3 separate regions of the Mus musculus genome follow, and regions 1 and 3 are each linked to region 2. The links are chromatin loops, found by intact Hi-C in ENCODE. Cell type or tissue: left cerebral cortex. All regions are shown on one strand. Each heading gives the region's core, and the rest is flanking DNA. Links, peaks and the distances in the headings are about the cores only.

Region 1 (6,194 bases), core at 373-5,372, 110 kb before region 2:
CTAAGTAGCATCTATTTTAATAACTGCAATTGATACTTCCATCAGTTAATATACTGTCTTGCCTCAGCAAATAATCAAACATCTGCTGGTTGCGTTTGCTGTCACTGAGTAAATGATTTTATTTAAGAGAAATCATGTAAATTAAAGAGGAAGACTGACTATGCAATTTACCATTTTCATTAGCAGAAGCACGACGTCATTTCTCGTAAGAACTTCCACACCTAAAGGAAAGTGGCCTTCCCTCATTCACTTCCTTAATGAGCTTAGGGAATAGAATTTGATTCTGGAAAGATAATATAAAAATAAATTCTATTTGACTATAAATTTTTTTTTGCTATTCTGTTGGTATTTAATTAATGACCAGCACAGATGATCTTTAATGCATCATGCTGTGTGGGTTTTGCTGTAACACGGTATATTAGGCTTCTTTCTAACTATGGCCTTAGAAGTTAATAAATGCTTCCTGTATGTCACTACTAAAGAAGTGGAGTGTATGCTTTTAAAGCTTTGCTTAGACATTTTTTTGGTTTTCTTTGTTTTTGTTCGTTTGGGGGATTTTCTGTTTGTGTGCTTGCTTGCTTGCTTGCTTCCTTGCTTGCTTGCTTGTTTGCTTGCTTATAACCATGTACAAGTCTTTTTGGTTTTTTGTTTGTTTGTTTGTTTGTTTGTTTGTTTATTGTTTGGGGTTGTGTTTTTGGTCTTGGTACCTCCGAATAGACACAGATGGCATCCATTGAATGAAAAAAAAAAGGAAGGCTCCCTGCTCATTGCAACTCCCAATGCTCTCAGTGATCTCCTGTAATTGATGAGAGCATTTCTTCCTTGTTTCTGTCTGACAGATGTCAAACAGAAGCTGCTGACCTAGTGGGGCCATAATATACTTGTTCATGTCCTTACCTGTTCTCACAGAACAAGCTAGAAAAGAAACCTGTCTGCCTGGATATGTGATTAGTGCTTAGCTTGGACTTGACAATAGCTCAGGATGATGTATTAAAGTGATAAGGAATGAAAACAACCAATGATAATAAAAGTTCCAAACCAAAATGCTAACAGGTAGCAAGGTCATGCACACAAAGAGGGCACAGAAAAATAGGAGAAGCATTATTTTAACCAGTATAGTAAATGATACTGCTTTAGGAATACACAGTTCCATTAAAAAATGGGGGTCGGGGGAAAGCACGTTAAAGATTTCTAATGAAAAAAAAAAAGTAGTTTTCTCAGAAAAAGACAAAATCAAGTTCACATCCTTAATACAGAAATGACTCCTGGAGCTGAGTGACACTTGTTGCAAAGACTGTCTTTGGGCAGTTTCTCACACACTAAACTACAAATCTGTATCCTTGTAGGGAGAGTTGTAGAAGTTCAGGCTCACCTAAATGACTGTGGCCCTGCTTTACACTGGTTCAGGATGTCCAAAAATCGAAGCCCTTTAGAGTACCTTGTTCAAAAGGAACAAAGGGAAGAAGAGTGCCATAAAAGGAGAGACATTTTATCATCTTTGATTTAATTCCTTTGAAGTTCTTCCTTCAACTAAAAATAGAAATTACCCTCCTCGCTGTTTTCGTCAAGATCCCTTAATTTATTCCATTGTAATTTTTCCAAATAATCACACGTTTTTGAAGGATAGAGGAAAAATTATGTAACAGAAATGTTTGCCATTTTAGAATTATTCGGGGAAGAAAGGCTGAATTTAGTAGCATGTGTGGCTTCCAAAAGAGACAGTGAGAAACTGAAAGGTGACGTGTTACCTGGTTTGTCTATTGCTAAACTTGAGAAAACCTCCAGAACGCACACCATTCTCTCTGCAATCGATCATAACTGAACCTCAAATGTATGGTCCTCTTTAGAATGTACAGCCTTTATTTTGCCTAGGATCAAACTCCAAATCTGCACCTCATTTTCCTTAATCATATATGCACATTCGGGGCGGCAGAATCTATGTGGAGAAGAAACCTCTCTTTGCAAAGTGAGCCCTCTCCACCACAGCCAACTGCATTAGCTTTCGGCTTGGATGAGATTAAATATTGTTTTTCTTAAATCGATTTTATGTGTCCCTGCTGTTTTTCCTGTGTCCTTCGCTTTGTACTCTGGTTATGTTACCCTTGGCTCAGAGGAAGTCCACCGCTGGAATATTAGAACATGGAAAAAAAAAAAACCTCCATCATTGTCCCAATGTAATAGATATTGTTTTAGAATGTTTGTCCTTGGGTTTAAAATAAAAGATATGCTAATAAGTGCCCTATTCAACATTTTACTCTCCTACACTAAGAAGCTTGTTTTCATTTGATGCAAACTATTAATGCTAAAACAAAAATTGTTTTGAATTCATTTATAAGGGATACGCACCTACTTCTTTAGTTAAAACCAGTGATCCATTAAGGCTTCTCTCGCTTTTTTCCAAGCTCCGAGCATACTGACTATTTAAGTATGAAAGGGCGTGAAGGTGGGGGGTAGGTTTAGCTAAATAAAAGATTGCTTGATATCTTGGGGTTCTTTGAAGAGTTTTATAGGCTTAGAGTTCACAGTTTGAATGAAGGACATTTTTAAAACTTTTCTATATGGAAGTTTGTTAACCTGCATTTCAATTATTGAATAATTAATTAATTATACTAATTGTCACAGTGAAAAAATTACATGATGAGCAACTGGAGCTGCAGTCATGAATTGAAGTTTATGGATGTAATGTGGAAATAAGTAAAATTGTCTCCGGGTCTCAGCAGTTTATAATCTGGAGCATACAGTGTTTGCTTTATATGCAGACTCTTAGATATTCTGGAATGTTTGCTTTGTAGTTTATAAAACTGGTATTTGAATGCTAAATCTGTTTAATTATTTTATGAAACAACAATAACAAAAAACAAAAATGAGTTATTTATCATTTGTGCCGTTTTGGCTTTAAAAATTTGCTCATATTGACAAACAAGGCAAATAAAGTCATTGTACATGAAATACATTCTTGTAGAAAAATAATTATGTCTATATACTTAGAAACCTAAGTTCCAAAACAAGGAAGGATATGTATTTCAAAGTATGAAAGTTCATCTTTTGGAAATTTTGTTTTTAAAAAATATATTTAAAACAACACACACTTCAAATTCTCTACACTGAGAGAAGAAAATTCACTTTCATTAAATGTTTACTGCTAGACAAAACAAAAACAAAACAAAACAGAAACTCTTGCACTTTATTTATCTTGAAATGCTTAAATGAGCCTTGGAACACAAAAACAACTAAACTAAACTAAGTCTCGCAGACTTGTATGAAATACTTCTCCTGACAAGAATAAACAGAATCAAACCGAGTACACATGGGCCAATATTGACACAGACCACTGAGAAAGCGAGAATGCTCGATCAATCTGCTCAGCCTTCTCCTGCCTAGCAAAATTCTCGGCTACAGTATTGGTTTCTAAGAGTAAACAAGATTAAGACACCGAACTTTTTCCTGCCTTATTTATTACCCAGGACATTAATAGAATTTTAAAACAATCACTCCTTTGCGAAATGCCTTGAAATTTTTATTATTGTCAATGGGTAGTTTGTCTGTATCAATGGTGTGAAGTATAGAAATAGGTGAAACAAATAAAATTGAGTGAATTAATAAGTTACTCAAAATGTTGGCTTTTTTTTAACTGAGTGGATCCGAACAGTCTTAGATTACTTTTGCTATATTTTGTAATTTATCATGGGCCATAGGAACTGAAGTTTCATCATAATTTTCTGAAGCAGAGCACATTGTGTAATCACAAATTTTATAAAATATTGAATTATAAAATCAAAATGGATATTGCCTTTCAAAAATAACTTTTACATAGAGAAAATTAAAGTAATTTCTAAAAGAGTATAAATTGTCTTCCTAAAATATTACACATTACCTCCCCATTCTTATATATATTACAGTTAAATCTTATTACAAATGAATTATGATTACAGAGGCTTTTTATAAACTATAATAGAAAAGTACATAATTGTCTTTTAAATCTCTATTTCGATAGTCTCTGAAAAAATGTGAGCTTGCAGTATAGCTTGTAACCAAATGGAAGCATGTTTAAATGGGGGTTAAAATCAGCATTATCTAAAAATCAAAACTTATTCAAAATTACACTTTCAAGAAGAAAATATAACTATATTAAGACAAATAAGCATTGTTTGTTTTTTCAAACTACAATAGTTTACTCGATGCTACCAAAACAATTATTAAAGTCTTCTCACTTGCTGTGATTAAATCAATTTTGATAAAATTGCTCAACTGACAAGATCTTAGACTTTTAAAATTATGAAACACAATATTGCACATTCTACTTTGGCTTTTTTGTTATACAACTTTGTGAAAAATACTTAAAGTTTAAACAAATATTAGTGCAAATTTACTTAACATTAAATTTATTAAATGATTATTTGAAAATAGCAATACAAAGAACAAAGACAAGTTTTGTTTCGTCTTGAAATTCCAGAAATGGGGGGTTGGGGGTGGTGAAGGGTCTGATTGTTTTTACTGAAATGTTTTAAGAATCATTTCAAATTTAATAAAATTAAAACCTTCATTGAAAAACTTGAAAAAGTAGGACAGTATCTTTTCACTATTGAACTTTTTTGTTCAGTGGGAAGCTGTGAAAACATTTATTTATGGAGTACATTTCAACATAGAAATGAACTCCTCAGATTTTAGATTTGAGGAACATATATATTTTTTAAATACTATTGGTACAGTTAGCCTTTTTACTCGATTTATTTAGATTCAAATAATATTCTCTGTACCTAATATGTCTTTGTCTTTTAAAAATTGCTCAGTGTTTAATAAGATTCCACTCTTTTTTTTTTAAGTTATTTTTACTCCTCCGGGACCTGGGCTTCATTGCTGTTGATTTAGAAACCATCTGAAGGCTTTCTGCAGGATAGCTAGTGCTTGTACCGAATGAAATTGTGGACCAGTTTTCTGTTTTCAGTGACCAGAAAAGTAGGATGCTCACTTGCTTCTTTTCAAATTGCAATTCATAGTGCTTTATTTCAATGTTTTCCCCTATATATCTACCTGTCATACTGCTGTTTGAAGCCACTAAAGAAATCCTTCTTTCTGGATGATGATTCATGAAAAATTTCAGATTTGTCAAAAGATAACATCAATTTGTACAATAAATTGGCTTGTATACTTGTTCAAGATTGACTTACCCACACATTCTTAAAATAATAAATGCTTTTTCTGAAGTTGATTTTTTAATGCTAGAAGCTCCTCATTAAAAACTGACTTGAGTTACTTAGCTAGGATGAGATTGCATAATAAGGAAAGAGAAAAATTTTAGAACAAAAAAATAGAATACTGTCTTCCAAAAATAAAATAAGGCAATTATATCTATAAAGAGCTTCCTGGAGTTTTTTTTTTCCCCCTTAGGACAACAAATTCCTTGGGTTATGCTATAGTTATTTTAAAAAATCATTTACTAACATGTTGTTAAGCTGCTTGATGATTTAACCTTTACTAGTAAAGGAGTAAAAATATTTTACATCTCTACAAAGCAAGAGAAAGGAGATAAAATAGCAAGCCTTTCCAGACACTTGGAAGAGCTGGAGTTAAATGACCCTATTGTCTTGCATCTTCTCCGCCAGCACATGATGAATAGATAAATTCACATAGCACAAATCTGAATGGGACATATACTGGAACTGGATGCCTTCCAGATTAACTTAGTTTACTTATTAAAGTCCATTAAATGTAGAAAAAATTTGGGTGTTTTCATAGTACTGACTTGAGAATTATCTATTTTTTTATCTATTTTTTTATGAGCCCACTTTGTTAGACAGGGCCATATGATCAGAATGTAGGATTCAAACTAAAACCTAAAAAGCAACTGTTCTCATCAGCAAACACTCTTAATAGGAATTGTGAAAGTATTTTATTATTCCTAATTTAATTAAGATGCCTTGGACAGTTAACCAAGTCTACATTCACACACAAGAACATATTATTAGCAATGCAGTAAGAAGATGTACAAGATCTTAATTTTAACCCTGGTTTTTAATATTTCTCCCTAGCCTAAAAGAAAACTGGCTTGCCACTTTTACAAACACTCAGTTTATGCATAGAGTTCAGAAACTTCATAGTGTCGCTAGCTTCGTATTGCCAATAGAAACTGCTTAAACCAACATGTTAATTAAACAGTGATTTATAAATATTTATAATAAGGATATGCTGATAAT
Region 2 (6,194 bases), core at 338-5,337:
TTTTGTTTTGTTTTTCAAAAAGTTTATCCACAGAGCCAAGATGTGGCTCAGTTTCTAAAGCACTCGCTGAGTATACACCAGACCCTGAGGTCAATCCCAGCACCGCATAAACAAGGCAAGATAGCACATGTCTGTCCGCCCAGGAAGTAGGACAGGTCCCAAACCTGAGGTCATCCTCAGAAGGACACATCAAGTTAGAAGTCAACCACTGCTACGTGAGGCACTGTTTCAGAAAGAAGGGAAGAAAGGAAGGGAGAGAGAGAGGAGGGAGGGAGGAGGGGAAGGGAGAAAGGAAGAAAAAGATCATTCTGGATGTAAACCAATGATTTCTAAAGGCTTTGGGGAGAAAAAAGAATGGCCACAAATAGATTCATAGGCTACCTCAATACTTTCTTAGCATGAGTGATTAAATTGCATAGAGTTGTTTACTACAAACAAACAAACCACTGTCCTTCCCATCACTGCACTTGGTCTGCCTTAGTGCTCCTGGCTGCCATGGAGGCCTGGGTAAATATTTCCTTAGCCAGCGTGCCCTGTCTTTCTCTCTGAATACTGCGTCTGTACTTAACATTTGATCATGGCTGTTTTCTCAGCAGAGAGATGCCTTTCCTGGAGTTTTCAAATATTCTGAGTTTTTCTTTTTCATTGAATATCATCTAAGGATAAATAGCAACATCTAGAGATAAAAAGAGTGGCTGAACAAGATATTACTGGCAAAGAAAGGCTACCAGTGAGATCTCCCAAACATGCCCCAAGTGTGATGATAGAAGAAAGGCTCTAGTGGCAGCATTAAAAATAAGGGACATTCAATCAAAGAAATGTTAATTAGAAATGGGAGGATATAAAACTTGGTTAATGTCTTTATCCTTATTTAAACGCATACATCAAGCCCAAAGATAGCTTCTATGAATAATATTCAAAAATGAAGAAGAAACGAAGAAGGAAGTTTTAATGATTGCTATCACCAGTATCTATTATCACTAGATAGATTTTTTTAAAAAAATTGTTTTGCCCCAATAATAACCTAAGAAGTGAAGGAGGGCACTGTATTACCTATATTGACTTATGGGAGGACAATTATTCCCTTGATGTCTTTCTTTAATGTCTACATATCTACATCCTGGAAATTCATGCCATTGGCCATTGTGATAATGGCCAACCCATCCAACCTAGAATACCAAAATAAAGTCTGGGGAGGGAGGTTGGTTAGATACAGGATGCTGCCAAGATGACCTTACAGGCTTCAAGAATCTCTAAAAGACAAATGCAAGACTACCAGGCACACACAGCATCATTACATCACTGGAAACAACACACATTTCAAACTTGTTTTCTCATCCTTTAAAAAACAACAACAACAACAACAACAAAAAACCATTACTAGCCAGAACAACAATAATACAGGAAGAAGTCTCCCATGTTTATCACAGCCAAAACAATTGGCTAAATGCACGTGAGGTAAAACATGTGCTTTTGCTGGGGCTCAGAAAAATAAGTTTCGCCAACAAGCTGCCTTCTTAGAAATCCCTTAAGAGAAGAGAGAGTATTTGCTGGATTCTGCAGTAGGTATTACTAACTTCAGGTTACATTTTTGCTAGACAGCTGAGGTGGTTTACTTTTTTTTTAAGTACACAAATATTTTTGAATGTTTCTTAGGTACACTGAAGAGTTTGTCTTCTGAAGGAAAACAAAAGAAGGAGCCTCTCCTCGTTCATTCGTGGAGTTAAACAATGGTAGTAATTCCAGCAAAAGACCTTATGAACTACATTCCAAAGCCACACAGGAGAAGCGTCTGTGGGGATGGCCCATTCTTTTCTCCCTGCTCCTTCAGCACCCAAGCCTGCTATTGCAAGAGAAAGAAAAAGAGGGGGGGGGGGAGCTGTGTCCTCACCACTTCAACTCTAGTTCAAGAAATACTGACTGGTCCAGCCACAGTCTCAAAATGCATTCTCTGATACCACTTCTGAAAAATGGGGTAAATAAGAGTTGAATGTTTTGTGATTGTTAAGATATTAAAATATTTGGGGGTTTCAGGTAGAGAACGGTTTGTTGCCAGTAGTTGTTCATTGAAATCTCTTACAGGATTCTTTTTTTTTTTTTTTTTTTTTTTTTAGCCTAGTCTGTGATGCAGAACCCGCTGTGCTAAATTATGAACCAAAGGCTTTAGGGTGGGAACAATCAATCAAAATACCTGGGGTAGTGTGTAATGTGCACGCTCTTGTCAGCGTGAACAGGCTGCCCCGGAACACGGTCCCCCAGCAGGTTAAATAAATATGATACTATAGACAAACCGACAGGATCACACGGGCATCAATCAGCTGTTGATAAAATACAATCTTCCTTTAATACACGCTGGGAAAGTTATTTAACGGTTACAAAACCTATATCCATTTCTTGTCTTTTTTTTTTTTAAGTCTTCGTAGAAAGTGTAACTCTTTTATAGGGGCAAGGCGGAAAAAGTTGCAAGATCCTGGTGGGGGTTGGGGGATTGGGGTGCATTTAGTGGCGCCAAAGAAGTGCTGAGGCTCAGCTCTCTGAGGAGGAGGGACAGACTGGCCAAGGGTTCATGACCAGCAGCAAACCACACTTGAAGCAATGCCGGGGATCTGGAATACAGGGTTAGCTTGTTGAAGCAATCTCTGCCTGGGAACCCCTGGAGCGTTTCAATCCTATCTTTATTTCCTCTCCTTTGGGTCCTGATGTTTGGGTACCCGGAGAGCAAATGAGGGAATAGCAGCAGCGCTGCTTTGGATTGATTCCGGGAGCGAAGAGAAACTGGGCAGAAAACAATTTAAAGAGGGAGGGGGTAGATGGAATGGAAACGCGTCCCCAGCTAAACGGGTGGTAAAAGGGAGGTAGCAATTGACTCTGCAGTCAGTGGCGGTGAAATGGGAGGACTCGCGACTCGGCGGCCAGCACGCTGCGCCTCTGAGCCGAGAGTCCTGCCTTAAAAACCATCTTTGCAATAAGAAAGAGTCCCTTTCGCCCCTCTCTACGAGGTAAAAATAGAAGGGGAACCCTTCGCTACCGTCCTGGGCTCCTTTACTCCCCCAACCCCACCCTCCAGGCATCTCCCGATCGGCGGCAGGGCCCGCCGTGTCCACGCTTTGCCCCTGCGGTTTGCTCACCGCCTTGCTTGTCCCCACCGTCCAGGTAGCGTGTGGCAGAGCTCGGAGCTCGGGACACCATCGGCCTTCAGAAGTGGGAAGGCTCAACGGTGACAGCCGATCTCCTAACAAGTGGAGATTAATGTCCCAACTAGAAACTAAGGTCTCCTAAGTGCTGTCGGTACAAAATAAATACTGCGAGCAGGCAGACCCGTCGCCTGCCACTCAATTCTGGATCGTTCTCAGCCGGTAGAAATAACTCGCAGCACAAGGTGTTGATGGCTACGTTTGCCTACGCGCAGTCCTCCCCAGCAGGAACCCCAGATTTCCAAAAGGCCGGGTCTGCCCCTCCGCTGCTGGAAGAACTACTGGATCTCCCGCAGTCTACGCAGCACATTCCCCAGTGGTTTCTGGAAGATTCCCGACTGAGAAAAGGCTGCGCTTGCCGCTCCAAGGCCTAAACTCTGATAATCGACTGCCCGGATGGTTTAGGCTGGGGGCGGAGTGAACCGGCGCCCGTGGGTCAGTTTACGACCCCCGTACTGCTCCGGGCCCCTGTAGGTGATGGCAGCTGTCAGCAAAAAGAGCCTAAGGCGAGTTCTGAGACAGGTCCTGCGGACTAGAGTCGGGTTGGGATAGGGCTTGGGGAAGGTGGGCCATGGATCTAGACCGGAGTGGGAGCCTGACTTTTCAAAGTACCTCTTTCAACCCCAGAACGCTACTTGGAGTTCGTTAACACACGCGCTTGGAATTGTCCCCTCCCCAGGTCCAGGGAGCGGTGACTTGAGGAGGCACCCGAACCACTGCTATCTTTTTGGAAACCTGGCGCTCTCAAGAGCTCTGTGCCCGAAACTGACACCCGCAAGCACTCTCCAGGGGCCTGTTGAGCAGATGGAGTGGCAGGGCCAGGCGGGGCCTGTTGGCGAGACACGGGGACATTTGTCATGGGTGACCCTTGCGCCTCGGCTTCTGAGCCCACGCCGGCGTGGGGAGGCCGGCGCTAATGTAATAAAGCGAGAGCGACAAGAGGAAAGGCCTCTCTCGCCCCGGGGCCGCCACATGCTCACTCCGTTTTACTGTCAGGGCTGGTCGAGGCTGTGGCTTCATTTCATATTCCATTAATATTTACAGCAGCTATTGAATTTCCCATTACAAAGTTCACCATACACAGTGCTAATATGAAATTTTAATAGTATTGTGCACATTATGAAAAGTCCCACCATTAAAAGGGGAGGGGGAAGATCTCAGGGAGAAGTTATCCTGAGAAGTTACTTGCCACTGACTGCTTGAAACGCTCCCTAGTCGAGGGGGTAGGGGGAGCACCGTACTCATTTGCAACTATTATCATAAAGATGCGCAGCGGTGGGCTTGTTATCAATTTTGAAATCAAAAGAGAGGGAGGGAGTGGAATGTAAAAAGCAGGCTGACTAAATTGAGTTTTCCAAGTTGTGTGCGCTGGGCTTTGCCCTCACTCAGAGAAAATGATCCTGTTCTCCTGCCTTGTAGGAAATGAGTGGGAACCTAGCAAGATGCTTTCCAGTTTGGGTCAGGGTCTAGCCGCCCTCGGTCCTCCCCAGTAGTCCCTGGGGCTGTGTGCAGCTGCTAAGAAAAGCCCTACCCGTCCTCTACTTGCCAGCCAGCCCCAAGGTCCTCAAGTTCCCCAAAACTACAGTGCTCCAAGGGTGGTTAAAGAACTGTGAAAATAACCTATTTCTCTGTGTGATGGGCAACTTCTCTGTATTGGTACCCTAGAGCAGTTATTTTTAGGTGCTTCATTTGGCCTGGTGAATGGCTTCCTAATACTCCAACTCAGGGAAAAACCAATAGTTAACTCGGGGTGAAAGGGAGTGGGACACGTGTGGAAATGAGGCTGCACAAGAAAGAAAGTGCTGCAGAAAGTGGGGAATCCAGACACTGGAGCTCCAAGTCAGGATTCTCTCTTCTGTCTCACAAAGGGCTGCTCCCTGGAGCCCAAGGGTCAGAGCCTGTTCCAGCATCCAGCTCTAATTCAAAGCTCACCTTCTGGCACCCAGGGCCAGGTGGCAGAGCATGCCCCTCGGCTTGTCCTCAAAGGCACTTACCTAAGTCCCCACCCCTCTGTTAGGATGATGAGACCCTTTTTCACAGCTGGTATCCGGAGTCACTAGCTCACTGGGATGTGTCCTGTCCGCCTTCCCACGTGAACTCTAAGAGTATTCAACTCCCTAAGGAGACTCATTTCCCCAAATTTCTTTTTTCTACCAGAGTGGGCAGATGAATAGTGAATGAAAATTTCTTTTCTCTCTCTCTCTCTCTCTCTCTCTCTCTCTCTCTCTCTCTCTCTCTCTCTCTCTCTCTCTCACACACACACACACACACACACACACACACACTTGGGGGGGGTGTCAAGATGAACTGGGATTGCTCTGCACCAAGCTCTCTCAGCCTATCCATCCACCCTCGCACTTTCCCCTCTCACACTCTTCCGGGTGTGAATTATGACAACACTCTGAGCTACTTCAGTATCTTAATAGGCTTCTACTTCTGCAAGGAGAGGGCAATTTCTGACTCTTCAGATTACTTTACAGCTAAAGGAAGATGCCAGTGACAGAAGGTAAGGGTGGGTGACAATTCTTCAGGAAGCTCAGCCATTGACCGCCCCCCTCCCATTTAAAAATTATTAGTGCTATCACTATTCCCATATCCTAGTGAGGTTTGTGTGTCTGTGCGCTAAAACCCCTAGATGTGTCACACTTTGTCACATCCTCTGTGTGTGTTTTTAGAGAACATTTGAATGAAAGGCTCGGATGCCAGGTATTGGTGACACAGGGGGTGGAATTTTCAGCCTTCCACAAAGAGTTGGCCGCCTCTATTTGCATAAGGTCAGAGTAGGGCTTGTGATAGAACTTTACCAGCATCTCTGTCTCTTAGCAACACTCCTGCACTCTTGGTCCCTGCATTAAATTGACTGGTCCCTTCCTTTTCTTCCTTTCATTGGGAGGCTTACAATAAAATGTCACCCTTCCAACCTGTGCCTGTCACCCAGTAGGTCATCTGTATCTCTCTCTCTCTCTCTCTCTCTCTCTCTCTCTCTCTCTCTCTCACACA
Region 3 (6,194 bases), core at 748-5,747, 54 kb after region 2:
AAATCCCGGTGCAACCAACCCTTCCCCCAGATCCACACCCCGCCCCCCTTTTCTGCGGGTCGTTCCAAACGCTGCCTTCAGGCTTGAGAAGGAAACACTTTGGGACGAGTTTTGAAAGTCTTCCGATACTGCACCGGGTGAAGGGGGAGTTAATTAACGCCAGGCATGCTCAGCGAGTGGGAGAGGGGGCCTCGGCGTGGGTGGGCGGGCCAGGTCGACTGCAGAGGTGCGCGCAGTGCGGGAGGCGCGGGATCTGGAGGCCCGAACTTGCGGGCCTTTGCTGGCAGGAGGTGATCGGAGGTGGCTCGGGCAGGGAGCGCGGAGATGCCCCCAAGGAGTCCCCCCGTTAATCCTGGGGAATTCTGATCTCCCACCTACTGGGCCCCCACTCCCAACCCACCGTGTGCTACAGAACTCTCATTCTTTTCGGCCGGAGCTAATTAGCAGCCTGCCAGCGGCCTGATTTATGGAAACGCTCGGGCGGGCGGAGACGCACCGCTAGCGGAGCTCTGGCTGCCTCCGGGCGGAGCGAAGGAGGAGTCTCCACCGACCTCCTCCGACGAATTTCCCTCCTCCCTGCCAGGGGGAAAAAAAGAAGAAGAAGAAGTTGCTGTTTCATCGCTTCGACCTGGCTGGTCCAGGAGCCTACCCCCTCGCCCTAACCACCTTAACCTAGGACGCGGGGATGTTTAGGTTCCTGTGGGCAAGGCAGGGACTGTGGCCCAGTAGCAGCATCCCGCAAGTGTTGAGGCCACCAGGTTCCAGCTCCGGCTAGAATCGGAGCCTTCCAGCCCTGGGATCTCAGCTCAAGGTCCCCAGTGAAGGGACGTCGGATCTAAAGGCTCTTAGGGAGCCGCAGTAGGACCAAATCAGATCTCTAGGCAGGAAGGAGAGATGGGCGACTGCAAAGGGACAGACTCAGATGTCTTTGTCTGGATCCTAGAGGCCGCCGCCGGCCGTGTTCCTTTCCACTTTCTAGTTATTTTCTTTTTGGTGTTCTCCAGTGAGGTCCTCTCTTCGGTTCAAGCGAGTGTCCAGCGAAAGGCCATTCATTATTAGAAGCATTTAGCCAGGCGTTTATCCAAAGAAACAGTGCAAACCTGATGTTTGCCTTCCTGGGTTGTTGTGGGTGACCCAGGAGGAAGGGGGAAGTAGATCCCCCCCTTTACCCCGCGGACCCCAGTAGCGAGGGTGGAAGGAGGGGCCGGTGAAGGACAGAGGAATCTCAGCATGGACCTGTTGCTGGCGCTTAAGCAGCCCTTCTGCTCCTCAGAAAAGCACTGTTTGCCAGTGTTTCTCCAAGATGCACCAGAGGGACGCGACCGTGAGAGCATCTGTGCCTGCTAGAAGCATTTGGAAGGGACAAAACAGGCAGACCCAGAGGCCAGAGGCTTAGGCAGCCTCTCTGGCTCAGGGTTGAACTGGAAACTGGGCAGCGCAGGTGTGAAAAGTGGTAGGGGCAGAAGTCTCTGGCAAGATTGCCCGGTTCCTTAAGCTCGTTTCTCTCTCAAACCCTATCCCAGCACTCCAGGCCTTTCTGTGACTGAAAAGGAAGTGGTTGAGAACTGATTGTCTCTACAAGCTCAGTGTAAACTTTAAAATACCACCCCGTTCTGCCCTTTTCAGAAGTCGTTTTTTGATCTTCTGGCTGGTACAAGAGCAGCGCCAGCAACCTTCACCTCAAACCTGCAGACACCTGTCATTTCCTACCTATAGGGCTCGGATCCTCTCTCCTTGTGGAGACCAGTCTGTGTCATAGAGAGCATGAAGCTTCCTCTTGGGCCGAGAAAATTGAGAGAGAGAGAGAGAGAGAGAGAGAGAGAGAGAGAGAACGGGGGTGGGGGAGTATTTTCAAAAGGTAACATTCATGGAGTCTTCCAAACCCCTGACAGACTGTGAAACAGAGCCTGCTCTCCCTCTATAATGTGACATTCAGAACTTTGAGTGACTATAGCCTCCCCGAATTCCTAAGGCCTGTCATCTGCCTGGCCTGGACACACTACCTTAAGCCAAATCTATCACTAGTATGGGAATTCAAGTGGAAACCAGCAGGCTCACCAGCATGTCCCCCTTTGGCTCTTTGTGGGCCTTGATCCTCCCCTCGTTCCTTGCCATTCCCCAGACCAAAGCTTCACCGCTGCTTCACGTTGCTGACAGGCCAACTGCAGCCCAGTGAATGCAGCCCGTTAGGTGGCCAAATAACACCCCCCCCCCGTTTGTCTTTCTCAACGCTGATTTATAGCAATCGACAGGGTAAAGGCTCCTCTGACATCATTATTTTTAAAAGATGTCTATTTCTCATCCGTCACCTTTCATCACTTAGCACAAATAAATACTTAAATGAATTGGAAGAGACTTTCAGATCATGTTTATAATTCTTGGTTGTCCGTTAACATTCCTAATGACCTGGTCCTCTGAGTTTCTCTAGAGTCCTAAGTTGGGTTCAAAATCCTGCTGTTTCTGCTTTAAAACTTCGACGAAAGTGGGTGAAGTGGGGGCTAAAAGAGACACACAGTTAAGCTGCAAGTTTGCAACACTGTGAGGAGGAAAAAAGTTTCCTGGCAGCCTGAAGGTACAGGCCACTGGGGAAGGAGAACATCGCATGGTTCAGGGGACCCACTAGACCCGGAAGCTGAAAAGAGGCCCTCAGAGCATGGGCACAAATTTTGCACGACTGTTGGTCCTCGGAGCCACACTGCAAAACCACAGTGACATCTCCATTATACAGGAGTGCTGCGCAGAGGGACTACCGCCACTATTACTTCTATCATCATTTCCAAAGAGGTCTAAGGGGCATTTCCTCTCCTGCGTCTTTATTAGCCTTTATGAGCCTGAGACTCGGGAAATGTAGAAGCGAGGTGAAAACGAAATCGCATGGATTGAAATCCATGCAATAAATCAAAATTGTTTCTTCACTTTTTTGCTGCCATTTATTTGGTCTCTCTCTCTCTCTCTCTCTCTCTCTCTCTCTCTCTCTCTCTCTCTCTCCCTCCCTCCCTCCCTCCCTCCCTCCCTCCCTCCCTCGTCACCAATGGGTTGCAAAAACTAACGAAATAAGGGAATGAAAGAAAATGTACAGAAAAGAAAACAGAAGAGAAGAAATGGCAGTAAAGAAAAAAAGAGAAAAAAGATCCAGTTTGGAAAACAAAATGAAAGCCATGGGATGCACGAATACACCCCCCCCCCACACACACACACACCCTTCTTCTTATTCCTCATCCTCCTCTTATTTCTTGTTTCTTCTTTTTTGGATGGGGTGGGGTGGGGGTGAGAGGGTGGGAGACTAAGTCGATAGAGCCCAGTGGATGGGGAGAAACCTCCTCCGTGAATTTTAACCAGCCCACCGCAGATAGGGAAATAGGGAGGATGGCTCCGGCCGAGCTCTCTCTACAGCATTCTAGAACCGCTCCGGACCCATCAAGAGTTGGAACTTTAGAGATTCCAGGAAGATTCAACACAGAGCCTGCCCGGGCCTTGGCTGGTCTGCCCTCCCTGCAGCCACCCTCTCCCCTCCCCCCCCCTTCACCCCCAGAAGCGGCTTCGGGTCTTCTCTTACTCATGTAGGCCACTAGGCCTGAGAGAGTCTGAGTACCCCTGGACTCTGCACAGAACGTTTAGGAACTCTGCGTTTACATCGCTCCTGGACTTTACTGCCTTCCAGAGCAAACTCTACGAAGCTGGTGCTCAGCTGCGGAAACCCGGGCGCAGTGCAGTGCCCTGGAGCGCCACCTCGCTTCGGAAACTGGAATAACGCGACCAAGCCTCCAAATCTCCTGCAGCCTAACTCGTTCTTTTTCCTTATTAAAATCTCCAAAGAAGCCGAAACACACAGGCCTCTTTCCCCACTGGTGCAAAAGAACACCATCATCTGTGACCCACAATTCTCAAAGGAGATGCGCAAAGGAAAAAAAAACACAGAAGCATACGTTCACAGCTCAACGGTCGTCACCTAAGCTGCATTCAGAGAAAAGATAAAATGAATGAGACACATAGTCAGGAGGCCACCAGTTCAGGCTGCGGTGTGTTTAAGTCATTCTGCCGTGGCCCATGCCTTCCATGAAGCGGGGCCTATGAAGCTATAACCTCCCAGTTATGATTTCCACAGAAATCCATTCCTTCTGACCGCTGGGGTTTCACCGAGGCTTTGCCAGGACTGTGGCTGGCCTATTGGAGCCTGGTTCCTCTCCATTTTCAGACATAATCAGAAAACGCAATCCTCAGCACGTCTGCCTTTCGACCAATGAAAGTAACAATGGCCAGGAATTATGAATTACACATTCTTTTCCTCCAATGTGCAACTGACTATTTGCCCTTGTTTCAACCAGTTGGTCAGTTAAGGTGTTTATCTTCCTTTAAATATATCCACTGGACTAGACTATAAAATACACAGAAAATTAACTCACTGCTATGCTATGGTGAATCTTTGTTTCATTTTCTTTTCACCCCAAAGCCAAGTGTAATAAGAAACAACACCCTTTCCATGCTGAAAATAAATTTTGAATGTAGAGTGCCTTGCTTTTGGGCCAGCGAAGAACTGTGTGGTTTATCTGTTTTGAAAGCGACATGGAACTTCCATCTAATGTAGTTTTTACTTATGTGTTTGACCTCTCTCTAAGTGTCTCTCTCTCTCTCTCTAAGTCTCTCTTTCTCTAAGTCTCTCTCTAACTCTCTCTCTCTCTCTCTCTCTCTCTCTCTCTCTCTCTCTCTCTCTCTCTCTTGTGTGTGTTTAGGGTGTTCAACTAGATTCCATGGGTAAAATGATGGCCAGCCTGAGAACTGTGGGTGAAGGGAGAGATGGTGGTGGTATCTAAGCCCCCTTTATTTTCTACCTGAGCAAGCCAAAGTTAGCCTCTTAGGAAAAATTCTGTGCTCCTTGGGGTTGGTAGGGTAGTCTCTGGGCAGCCTGGGCAAGAGGCGGTGTGAGTTCTCTGCCTCTCTACAACCTGTGCTCCATGCACGGCAGATTAGAAGGCTCTCAGTGCTCCCGCTCAGAAATTATAGGGCTGCACCAGGAAAATAGCCAGTTTAGTTTTCTGGCTGGCTTGTCCCTTTTCTACTAAGTTAAAACAGGTTCCTGAGAGATCATACTAGAGAGAGATATCTCACATTCCTAGCAGGATTTAAGGGGCATCTTTCCAGGGGGCAGCTGTAGAGGCATGACCAGGTTCTTGGGAGTTCCTAGGCTTTGAGGTGAGAATGCTAACTTGTGGAGAAGATGGTTGCTGATAGATCTAGGAGCTAAGAGGCAATTCCTGAGAGGGCCCTAGCATCCACTGAGCAGTGGCAATAAGGTGCAGAGACAAAAACAGACGGAAGAAAGTTCACAAGAACCTCAAGCCCCAAAGCTTCAATTTGAAGGAGGTTCTGAGTCCTAAATTGGAAACTTTTACTCTTCTCTCTTTCCCTCTTTCCGGTCCTCTCCATTTCTTTCTCTTCCACACGGCTCGTCTCAATTCATATTTTCTGAGAGCAGCCACCCCCACTCCCACCCCACCCCCACATACAGGCATACGCACACAAAATAAAGCCCGAGGATTAAAAAATGATCTTCTTGCTATTACACTTCCTACCGCAAGATGCGGTGCAAGAGTTAGTGTAACAGCTACTGAACACAATGCTTCCCCCACGCAAGCCATGCATGCAGAGGGTGTTGCTAATGACTCCTGAATTAGTGTGAGCCTGCGCGCCTGGAAGACGGAGGAGAGAAGAGAAGGAGAGAAGAGAAGAGACAGAACTACCGAGGAGAGGGACACTGTTCCTTAGAGAACTGGTGTGGGGGCCAATCACTATTTAATCAAGTCTAATAATCTCATCAGTATATCAGATTTCAAGCTTCTCTCTCCTTGAAAGTGTGATCTAGAGAGAGTCGAGTATCCTTTTAACCACCACTTTTTGGGGGCATATTAATAACAATTATGTTTACAGTTATATGAAAAAACTCTCCTTTGGGAGGGATCAAACATTAGAAATCGTTTAGTACTAGATTCAAGGCTACTCCAGGACTCAGGCCTGTTGAAGGCTGTGGGGGCCTGTGGTCATCAGCTACCCAAGTGCCTATATGCAAGGCAGTGAGGCCAAAGAAACTCAAGGCTCGATGCTCTATTAGGGCACACAAATGGACAAACGCCTGTGAAGTAGTTGGGGGGACCCAGGATGACCCATTCAGGATCTGGAGCAGCCGGCAGGTGCACTAG

The links. A loop is a pair of places that touch in the nucleus more often than their neighbours do. Peaks named below come from ENCODE experiments on the same cell type or tissue, not always from the same donor. Only the 100,000 strongest peaks of a DNase experiment are listed, where the experiment ranks them.
Region 1: a loop joins it to region 2, with 4 times the contacts of the local background. A loop is called at or near these places in 5 of 42 quality-filtered maps.
Region 3: a loop joins it to region 2, with 2.7 times the contacts of the local background. A loop is called at or near these places in 15 of 42 quality-filtered maps.

Annotation. Positions count from the first base shown.
Region 1 is chr7:70,169,304-70,175,497 of GRCm38, forward strand. No RefSeq gene overlaps it. Among named protein-coding and RNA genes, the nearest start is that of Gm35271, 30 kb to the right of the region's middle. In left cerebral cortex, for the core only: no CTCF peak of the experiment used is centred there; no DNase peak of the experiment used is centred there.
Region 2 is chr7:70,277,519-70,283,712 of GRCm38, forward strand. The region is part of intron 1 of Gm29683 (predicted gene, 29683); the gene reads right to left. Among named protein-coding and RNA genes, the nearest start is that of Gm29683, 57 kb to the right of the region's middle. In left cerebral cortex, for the core only: no CTCF peak of the experiment used is centred there; DNase peaks (open chromatin) are centred at 2,947, 3,168, 3,359, 3,397 and 2 more places.
Region 3 is chr7:70,331,389-70,337,582 of GRCm38, forward strand. All of the region lies in intron 1 of Gm29683 (predicted gene, 29683), which reads right to left. Among named protein-coding and RNA genes, the nearest start is that of Gm29683, 3.3 kb to the right of the region's middle. In left cerebral cortex, for the core only: a CTCF peak has its summit at 3,739; a DNase peak (open chromatin) is centred at 3,727; H3K4me3 peaks cover 130 bases.